Linked DNA regions of Homo sapiens: region 1 is linked to region 2. A link is an interaction called in ENCODE POLR2A ChIA-PET data of the cell type or tissue named here. Cell type or tissue: OCI-LY7. All regions are shown on one strand. Region 1 overlaps ZNF594-DT (ZNF594 divergent transcript). Region 2 overlaps RABEP1 (rabaptin, RAB GTPase binding effector protein 1).

Evidence for each region. Peaks named below come from ENCODE experiments on the same cell type or tissue, not always from the same donor. Only the 100,000 strongest peaks of a DNase experiment are listed, where the experiment ranks them.
Region 1: POLR2A ChIA-PET joins it to region 2 with 6 read pairs; 2 of 35 experiments call an interaction of 5 or more read pairs at or near these places.

Annotation. Positions count from the first base shown.
Region 1 is chr17:5,194,403-5,199,402 of GRCh38, reverse strand. All of the region lies in intron 1 of ZNF594-DT (ZNF594 divergent transcript), which reads right to left. Among named protein-coding and RNA genes, the nearest start is that of ZNF594-DT, 4.9 kb to the right of the region's middle. In OCI-LY7, a CTCF peak has its summit at 2,259 (motif pointing left); DNase peaks (open chromatin) are centred at 712 and 2,272; H3K4me3 peaks cover 370 bases; H3K27ac peaks cover 1,734 bases.
Region 2 is chr17:5,339,892-5,344,891 of GRCh38, reverse strand. The region is part of intron 5 of RABEP1 (rabaptin, RAB GTPase binding effector protein 1); the gene reads right to left. Among named protein-coding and RNA genes, the nearest start is that of RABEP1, 60 kb to the right of the region's middle. In OCI-LY7, no CTCF peak of the experiment used is centred here; no DNase peak of the experiment used is centred here.

The DNA of each region.
Region 1 (5,000 bases), 150 kb after region 2:
CAGGTGGAAGGTGCAGTGAGCCAAGATTGCACCACTGCACTCCAGCCTGGGAGATGGACTGAGACTCCTTCTTAAGAAAAAAAAAAAAAAAAAAAAAAAAAAAAAGGCCAGGCGCAGTGGCTCACACCTATAATCCCAGCACTTTGGGAGGTTGAGGTGGGTGGATCACGAGGTCAGGAGTTTGAAACCAGCCTGGCCAACATGGTGAAACCCTGTCTCTACTAAAATACAAAAAATTAGCTGGGCGTGGGAGTGCGCGCCTATAATCCCAGCTTCTCGGGAAGCTGAGGCAGGGGAATCACTTGAATCCAGGAGGCGGAGGTTGCAGTGAGCCAAGATCGCGACACTGCACTCCAGCCTGGCAACAGAGCAAGACACCATCTCAAAATAAATTTAAAAAAAATAATAAATTAGCTTCAGCCACTTTGGAGAGCAATTTGGCAACACCTAGTAAAACTGAAATTGTGGACACTGTAAAACACAGCAACTCCACTTCGGGATAGATACCATAGAACAGCAGTCCCCAACCTTTTTGGCACTAGGGACGGGTTGGGAGGAAAGGGGGGAATGGTTTTGGTATGAAACTGCTCCACTTCAGATCATCAGCCATTACATTCTCGTAAAAGGCGTGCAACCCAGAGTCCTCATGTGTGCAGTTCACAATAAGGTTCGTGCTCCTATGAGAATGTAATACCGCCCCTGATCTAACAGGAGGCAGAGCTCAGGAAGTAATGCTCGCTTGCCCTCCACTTACTTCCTGCTGTGCAGCCTGGTTCCTAACAGGCCACAGACTGTACTGGTCCAGGCCCGGGCAATGGGGACCCTTGCCCTAGAACAGTGAGTCTCAAACCACTTGGTACCAGGTCTCCATTGCACTTAAAAATGATGGAGGGAGCCAGGCTCAGTGGTGAGAGCTTGTAGATCCACCTACTTAGGAGGTTGAGGTGGGTGGACTGCTTGAGCCCAGGAGTTAGAGGCCAGCCTGGGCAACATAGCAAGACTCAATCTCTACAAAAACTAAAAATAAAAACGTTAGCCAGGCATAGTGGTGAGCACCTGTAGTCCCAGCTACTTGGGAGGCAGAGGCGGGAGGATCACTTGAGCCCACGAGTTTGAGGCTGCAGTGAGCTATGGTGCCACTGCACTCCAGCCTGGGCAACAGAGTGAGACCCTCTCTCCAAAAAATAATAAAATAACTATATTTTCCCAAACAAAAAAATTAGTGAGAAAAGTGTCACTGTGTATGTTACATTTTTTTTTTCAAATCTCATATCTGGCTTAATAGAAAACATCTGAATTCTCCTATCTGCTTCTGCCATCAATTTGTTGCAATGTCGTATGTCATGTAGCCTCATGGAAAGGTCCATTGAACATTCGTGAGAAGAGTGAGCATGAAAAAGGCCAAATAACATCTTAATATTATTATGAAAATTGTTTTGGTCTCATGGCCCAGACCACTCTTTGAGAACCACTGCCCTAGAGAAACTCAAGTGTATGTATAAAACGTTCTTTGTAGTATTATTTGTTATAATGAGAAGGTGGAACCAACCTATCTGTCCATCAATGAGGGACTATAAGATCCACAGGGACTACACTGGTGTTGCTTTGCTCACCATTGCATTTCCAGTAACTTAGCATATATTAGCACACAATAGGTGCTCAGTCAACTTTTGTGGAAGTAGAGAAGGAAGGGAGAGAGGCAGAAAAGAAGAAAGTGAGGAGGTACAAATATTGTTCTGCAACCTGCTATTTTAATTCAACTCTACCTCATGGACATCTTTTCACAGATTTAGACTCTTAGTTCACAGGGTAGGAAAGCACAAAGGCCATAGGACTCTTGCATAATGGGAAGCTTATTTTTCTATTGTCTAAAAATAAAGGCGTATTTAAGATGTCTCTTTAGGCAGGGCGTGGTGGCTCACGCCTGTAATCTCAGCACTTTGGGAGGCCGAGGTGGGTGGATCACCTGAGGTTGGGAGTTCGAGACCAGCCTGACCAACATGGAGAAACCCCGTCTCTACTAAAAATACAAAAATTAGCCGGGCATCATGGCACATGCCTGTAATCCCAGCAATGTGGGATGCTGAGGCAGGAGAATTGCTTGAAGCTGGTAGGCAGAGGTTGTGGTGATCCAAGATCAGGCCATTGCACTCCATCCAACCTGGGCAACAAGAGCAAGACTTCGTCTCAAAAAAAAAAAAAAAAAAAAAAAAAAGTCTGTTTAATACAACCACGGGCTGCAAATCACTGCCACCTAGTGGTGTATTAAGAAGTTCACACATGGGGCCCTGGCGCGGTGGCTCAGGCCTGTAATTACGGCACTTGAGGAGGCCGACCTGGGTGGATCACCTGAGGTCAGGAGTTTGAGACCAGCCTGGCCAACATGGCGAAACCTCGTCTCTACTAAAAATACAAAAATTAGTTGGGCATGTTGGCGCGCGCCTGTAGTTGCAGCTACTCTGGAGGCTGAAGCAGGCGAATCGCTTGAATCCAGGAAGCAGAGGTTGCAGTGAGCCGAGATTGTGCCACTGCACTCCAGCCTGGGCAACAGAGCAAGACTCCATCTCAAAGCAAAAACAAACAAATGGCCAGGCACAGTGGCTTATGCCTGTAATCCCAGCACTTTGGGAGGCTGAGGCAGGAGGATCACCTGAGGTTGGGAGTTCGAGACCAGCCTGACCAACAAGGAGATACCCTGCCTCTACTTAAAATACAAAATTAGTCGGGTGTGCTGGCGCATGCCTGTAATTCCAGCTACTCTAGAAGGCTGAGGCAGGAGACTCGCTTGAACCCGGGAGGCGGAGGTTGCGGTGAGCCGAGATCGTGCCATTGTACTCTAGCCTGGGCAACAAGAGTGAGACTCCATCTCAAAACTACAAAAACAAACAGACAAAAACTGTCTTTTGTATGCTGCTGAGATGGCTGATGGCTGGGAGCCCCTAGATAACTTCAGGACGGGGGCTAGTTGCCAAAAAGATCAAGGCAGGATCTCCAAGGGAGGGGAGGGAGAGGGGCTGAAGGTTGAGTTCATCACCAATGGCCAATGATTTAATCAATCATGCCTATGTAATGAAGCCTTCATAAAAACCCCAAAGGATAGAGTTCTAGGAGCTTCCAGATAGCTGATCACATGGAGGATGGTGGATGGTTCCTGGAGGATGGCACTCAGAGAGGGCATGGAAGTGCCACACACCTTTCTGCATACCTTGCCCTATGCATCTCTTCCATCTGGTTATTAACCTATATCCTTTGTAATATCCTTTATCATAAATGGGTAAATATAAGTAAGGTGTTTCCCTGAGTTCTGTGAGCTGTCCTGGCAAACCCTAGGAGGGATTTGTGGGAACCTCACTTTAGAGCCAGTTTGTCAGAAATACAGGTCACAGCCAAGAGTTTACAATTGGCATCTGAAGTGGGCAGTAGTCTTGTGGGACTGCGGGATCTAACACTATCTCCAGGTAGATAGTGTCAGATTGAATTGAATTAGAGGACAGCTATCTGGTGTCTGCTAGAGAATTGCTCAGTATGTGGAGAAAGCCCCCACCCATCTGGTGTCAGAAGTATTGTGTTGAGTGACCGCATAAGACAGTAAAGAGGGCCAGGCTCAGTGGCTCATGCCTGTAATCCCAGCACTTTGGGAGGTTGAGGCAGGCAGACCGTGAGGTCAAGAGATCGAGACCATCCTGGCCAACATGGTGAAACCCCGTCTCTACTAAAAATACAAAAATTAGCCAGGTGTGGTGGTGCGCGCCTGTAGTCCCAGCTACTCAGGAGGCTGAGGCAGGAGAATCGCTTGAACCCAGGAGGCAGAGGTTGCAGTGAGCTGAGATCACACCACTGCACTCCAGCCTGGTGACAGAGCAAGACTCTGTCTCAAATAAAATAAAATAAAATAAAATAAAATAAGCTCCAAGACCGGGCACGGTGGCTCACGCCTGAAATCCCAGCAGTTTGGGTTTGGGAGGCTGAGATGGGAGGATTGCTTGAGCCCAGGAGTTCAAGACTAGCCTGGGCAACATAGTGAGACTCAGTTTCTCCAAAAGTACAAACATTTTCTGGGTGTTGTGGTGTGCACCTGTGGTCTCAGCTACTTGGGATGCTGAGGTGGGAGGATTGTTTCAGCCTGGGAGTTTGAAGCTGCACTGACCTGTGATTGCACCGCCATACTCCAGCGTGGGCCACAGAGTGGAGCCTCCCATCTCAGTTAAAAAGAAAAGAAAAGAAAAGAAATCTGGTAGGCCAGGAGTGGTGGCAGGTTTGGCTCATGCTTGTAATCCCAGCACTCTGGGAGTCTAAGGTGACAGGATTGCTTGAAGCCAGGAGTTCCAGAACAGCCTGGTCGATCTAGGCAGACCCCATATCTACAAAAAACTAAAAACAAAATTAGCCAGGCATGGTGGCAGTACCTGTAGTCCCAGCCACTCAGAAGGCTGGAGGATCACTTGAGCCCAGGAGGATGAGGCTGCAGTGAGCTATGATCATGCCACTGACAGAGTGAGACCTTGTCTCTTAAAAAAAAAAAAAAAAAAAATCTGTCAGGGTTAGTTGTCGTCAGAACCATTTTACATGTGTACGAATGTTTTCTTGTAATTCTTATACTACTTTTAAAATAACAAAATAAAGTTTAAAAAAATTTATTTTAAGAACTGAGATCTGCATAAGCCAGAAAAATGAAAATGGGAGGCAGTGGGTGTGGGGAAGACAGCAGCTGCATTTTTTTATTGAGAAATATATAAGTCTTGCCAAAAGTGGTTATTTTGGCTTTTTAGTCTTAAAAAGAATAGCTCTTCTTTTTGATCTCCTTTAGAGTTCACATGCTACCCCTGACAGCAGCATGGATTCATTATGTAATTTATTCATTCTACAAATATGTATGGAGTGCTGGCTCTGTGCCGGGCACTGGTGATACAGTGAATGTTGAGGAAAACCCAAGGCACTCTCAGGGAACCTGAAGTCATGTGGAGCTCTTTTATGTCATGCATGTTATCCCTTTTCCTATC
Region 2 (5,000 bases):
TCTGGCTCCTGGGTTCAAGCAATTCTTATGCCTCAGCCTCCCAAGTAGCTGGAATTACAGGCATGCGCCACCTAGCTATACTTTACCTGTTTTTCCTTTTTTTTTTTTTTTTTTTTTTTTGAGACAGTGTCTTGCTCTGTCACCCAGGCTGGAGTGCAGAGGCACGATCTCGGCACACTGCAAGCTCCGCCTCCCGGGTTCACGCCATTATCCTGACTCAGCCTCCCAAGTAGCTGGGACTACAGGTGCCCGCCACCACGCCCGGCTAATTTTTCATATTTTTAGTAGAGACCGGGTTTCACCGTGTTATCCAGGATGGTCTCCATCTCCTGACCTCGTGATCCGCCCGCCTCGGCCTCCCAAAGTGCTGGGATTACAGGCACGAGCCACTGCGCTCGGCCACTTTACCTGTTTTTCTTCAGAATTATCTGTCACTTGTGGACTTGGCAATTTTGAGAGAGAGTCTCACTCTGTTGCTCTGGCTGGAGTGCAGTGGCACAACCTACGCTCACTGCAGCCTCCATCTCCCGGGTTCAAGTAATTCTTGTGCCTCAGCCTCCCAAGTAGCTGGGATTATAGGCGTGCACCACCATGCCCGGCTAATTTTTGTATTTTTAGTAGAGACAGGGTTTCTCCATGTTGCCCAGGCTGGTCTCAAACTCCTGGTCTCAAGCAATCTAAATACTGGGATTACAGGTGTGAGCTACCACGTCCAGCCAACTTAGCAATTTTATTATTTTGGATATTAATATTTTGTCAGTTATGAGGTATTGATATCTTCTTATAGTCTGTAGCTTCTCTTTTCAACTTTTTGTATTAATAGTATCTTTTAACAAAGAACTTTATATTATAATGTAGCTAAACTTGCCAGTTTTCCTTTCACAGTCAATATTTTTGTCTTATTTAGGAAACCTTGGGCCAGGCACAGTGACTCATGCCTGTAATCCCAGCACTTTGGGAGGCCAAGGTGAGTGGATCACATGAGGTCAGGGGTTCGAGACCAGCCTGGCCAACATGACAAAACCCCGTCTCTACTAAAAATACAAAAATTAGCCAGGTGCAGTGGTGCACGCCTGTAATCCCAGCTACTTGAGAGGCTGAAGCAGGAGAATCGCTTGAACCTGGGAGGTGGAGGGTGCAGTGAGCCAAGATCATGCCACTACACTCCAGCCTAGGCAACACAGCAAGACCCTGACTCAAAAAAAAAAAAAAAAAAAAAAAGAGAAAAGAAAGAAAGAAATCTTTTTGAAGACAACAAGGTGGAGAGAGTGGGTCTACCTATCAGATAGTACGACTTGAAGTAAAGCTACTATAATTAAGATAGTTCGTTACCGGTTTAGAAATAAACCTGTCTCCCGGGCTGGAGTGCAGTGGCCCAATCTCAGCTCACTGCAACTTCCACCTCCTGGGTTCAAGTGATTCTCATGATTCTCATGCCTCGTCCCGAGTAGCTGGGACTACAGGTATGCACCACCACATCTGGCTAATTTTTGTATTTTTTGTAAAGAAAGAGTTTCACTATGTTGTGCTGGCTGGTCTTGAACTCCTAAGCTCAAGCAATCTGCCCACCTCAGCCTCCCAAAGTGCTGGAATTACAGGCATGAGCCACCGCACATGGCCAGATAATAATTTATTTATTTTGAGACGGAGTTTCACTCGTCGCCTAGGCTGGAGTGCAATGGTGCGATCTTGGCTCCCCGCAACCTCCGCCTCCCAGGTTCAAGCGATTCTCCTGCCTCAGCCCCCCAAGTAGCTGGGATTACAGGCGGATGCCCAGCTAATTTTTGCATTTTTAGTAGAGGCAGGGTTTCACCATGTTGGCCAGGCTGGTCCCGAACTCCTGACCTCAGGTGACCCACCTGCCTTGGCCTCCCAAAGTGCTGAGATGGCAGGCGCGAGCCACCACACTCAGCCAAAAAGGGTATTTTTTAACAATCCATTCTTCACCCACTGATTTGTAATGCCACCTGTCATATATCAAATTTACACATATATAGGTCTGTTTCTGGGCTTTCTGTTTTATTGATCCATTTGTTTATCCCTAAACCAGTAACAAACTACCTTAATTATAGTAGCTTTACTGTGGTCCTGCTATCTGGTAGGTAGGCCAAGTCTCCTCATCTTGTCTTCAAAATTTTGCTAAGTATTTTCCTGTTCCTTCACTTCTCTATATGAAGTCTACTTCTAGAACTGAATTATCAAGTTCCTAATTAAACCCTATTGAAATTTAAGTAAAATTTAAAAATTTGGGGATACAATGTCTACTTTATAATGCTGTGTGTGTGTGAGACAGAGTCTCGCTCTACTGCCCAGGCTGGAGTGCAGTGGCACGACCTCAGCTCACTGCAACCTCTGCCTCCTGAGAGATTGGCACTACAGGCTTCCGCAACCATGCTCGACTAATTTTTGTACTTTTAGTAGAGACTGGGTTTCACCATGCTGGCCAGGCTGGTCTCAAACTCCTAACCTCAGGTGATCCCCCTACCTTGGCCTCCTAAAGTGCTGGGATTACAGACGTGAGCCACTGCACCCGGCCCAATGCTCTATCTTTTCATTCAGGAAAATACAGATTCAGGTCCTCATTTATTATGTAGTCTATAAGGACCCTGCCCATCTTTATTTAGCTATATTGGTAGCTAACTAGTTTTTCTTTTTCTTTTTTTTCTTTTTTTTTACTCTTGTGAATAGGATCAATCTTTTTTCCACCACTGCATTCTTCAACTGGTTATCACTGGGGCATAGAAAAACAATTATCTTAGTATGTTGATTTTGTTTGAACAACTTTCAAATTGTTGAACTCTTATTAGGTCTAACAATCTGTTGTACATTCTCTGGTTTCTTTATACAGACAATTGAATCAGTCTCGTTGCTTTCTTTCCAGTTCTTATGCCTCATTTCTGAATTACTGAGCATGGGTCTGCCCCAGAATGTTCCCACCATTAATGGTAAGGCTGCTAAATATTCACCCTTAACTATGTTTGCCAAAGGTTTGATAAATAGCCCTTTACTAAGTTATTGAGTGGTCAAATTTCTCAAATACCTCTCTGAATCCAAAATGAATATAATGCTGTTCTTCTACAATCATTTCACGTGTACACTGCAATGATAGATTTTCCGATAAATTTCTGGGAATACACCCTACTTGGTCATGATGTATTTCTCCCCCTTTATTTTACCTACGATGTTGAAAATTTTAGCTTCTGTATTCCTGAGACAGATCTATAATTTCTTCTCATACTACCTTTCTATGTGTTTGCTCACTTGTAGTGAAGATCTACTAGTCTCATAAAAACAGTTGGAGAGCTTTCTCTCTTTTTGTATTCCCTGAGAGTTCGTAAAATATAAGAATTTGCTCTTTCCAGAAAGTCTGGAAAAACTTACCTGTAAAATCAACAGTTTAATATCTTTTGGTGAGAGGAGGCAAGAGACAATAAGATTTTTTACTCTAGATCCACTTTCTTTAATAATTACTGACTACCTTTCCTGTTTTGGAATAATTTGGGCTAATTATCTTTTATTAGAAATTTTTTCATCTGTTTTCAAATTTATTTGTGTGACAGTTTATAGTATTTGTTATTTTTAAATTTCTACTGATTTGTAGTTATGTTCTTTTTTTTAAGACAGGCTCCCTTGCCCAGGCTGGCGTGCAGTGGAGCCACCATGGCTCACCACAGCCTCAACTCCTTGGGCTCAAGTGATCCTTCTGCCTCAGCCTCACAAAGTGCTAGGATTACAGGCATGAGCCTCTACACTCGGACTCACTTCTGATTTCTCATTTTTGTTTTCATTTTTCCTGATCAGTCTTACCAGAGATTTGTCTATAGTTTTTCCATTTTTTCATTATATTGATAGTCTCTATTGTTCTTTTGCTTTTCTATTTCACAAATTCCTATGTTTATATTATTCATTTCCATTTATTTTGTTTGTACTTTTTTTTTTTTTTGAGACGGAGTTTTGCTCTTGTTGCCCAGGCTGGAGTGCAATGGCAAGATCTCAGCTCACTGCAACCTCTGCCTCCTGGGTTCAAGCAATTCTCCTGCCTCAGCCTCCCCAGTAGCTGGGATTATAGGCGCCCGCCACCACGCCCAGCTAATTTTTTGCATTTTTAGTAGAGATGGGGTTTCACTACGTTGGCCAGGCTGGTCTCGAACTCCTGACCTCAGGCGATCCACCCACCTCAGCCTCCCAAAGTGCTGGGATTACAGGCATGAGCCACTGCGCCCGGCTCAGTTTGTACTTTTTTTTTTTTTTTAAAGATCTGGCATTATTCACATCATTCTAAATATTTTGTAATTACTTTTTCCATGAGTATTTTTTTCATGTCCAAGCATTTTAACTATCATTTTAGCGTAAATACCTGAATAACCCATAGTTACAGAATTGGGTCTGTGTAACCTCAATTCTAAGATAATGTATCTAAAAATAACTATACCTTGTCCCAGGTACTATCCTAAAGGTTTATAGGTATTAATTTATATGTTCCTCATAATAGCCATACAGTGGCTACTATAGGGATTAATTTATATGTTCCTCATAATAGCCATATGGTGACTATTAAGGTGGGCTTATTATCCCCATTTCACAGTTGAGAAAATCAAAGCACAGTATGATTAAGTAATTTGCCCAAGGTAACCCAGGCTACTAAATGCTGAGCTCTTAACTATTATGTTCTAGTACTGTATGCGATACCATCTCACTCTTGGATACCGAGTTCTGTGTGTCAATTACAACTAAATAACTAACCTGATAGTTCAAAATGTCTATAGCTCTACTAATAATTTTTTCTGATTGTATTCTGTAAAGGTCAATTTTAATCTGCTACTATATTTGTGAAAGTCAGTTTCTCCTTGTAATTGTCATTATTAGTTTATGCATTTCATGACTATGTAAGGTGCATTCAAGTTCATGACTATTATATCTTATTGATGAACTGTTTATTAGATAGGATCCCTCTTTATCTCTATTAGTGGCTTTTCCCCCTTATCCTATCTTTGTGATAC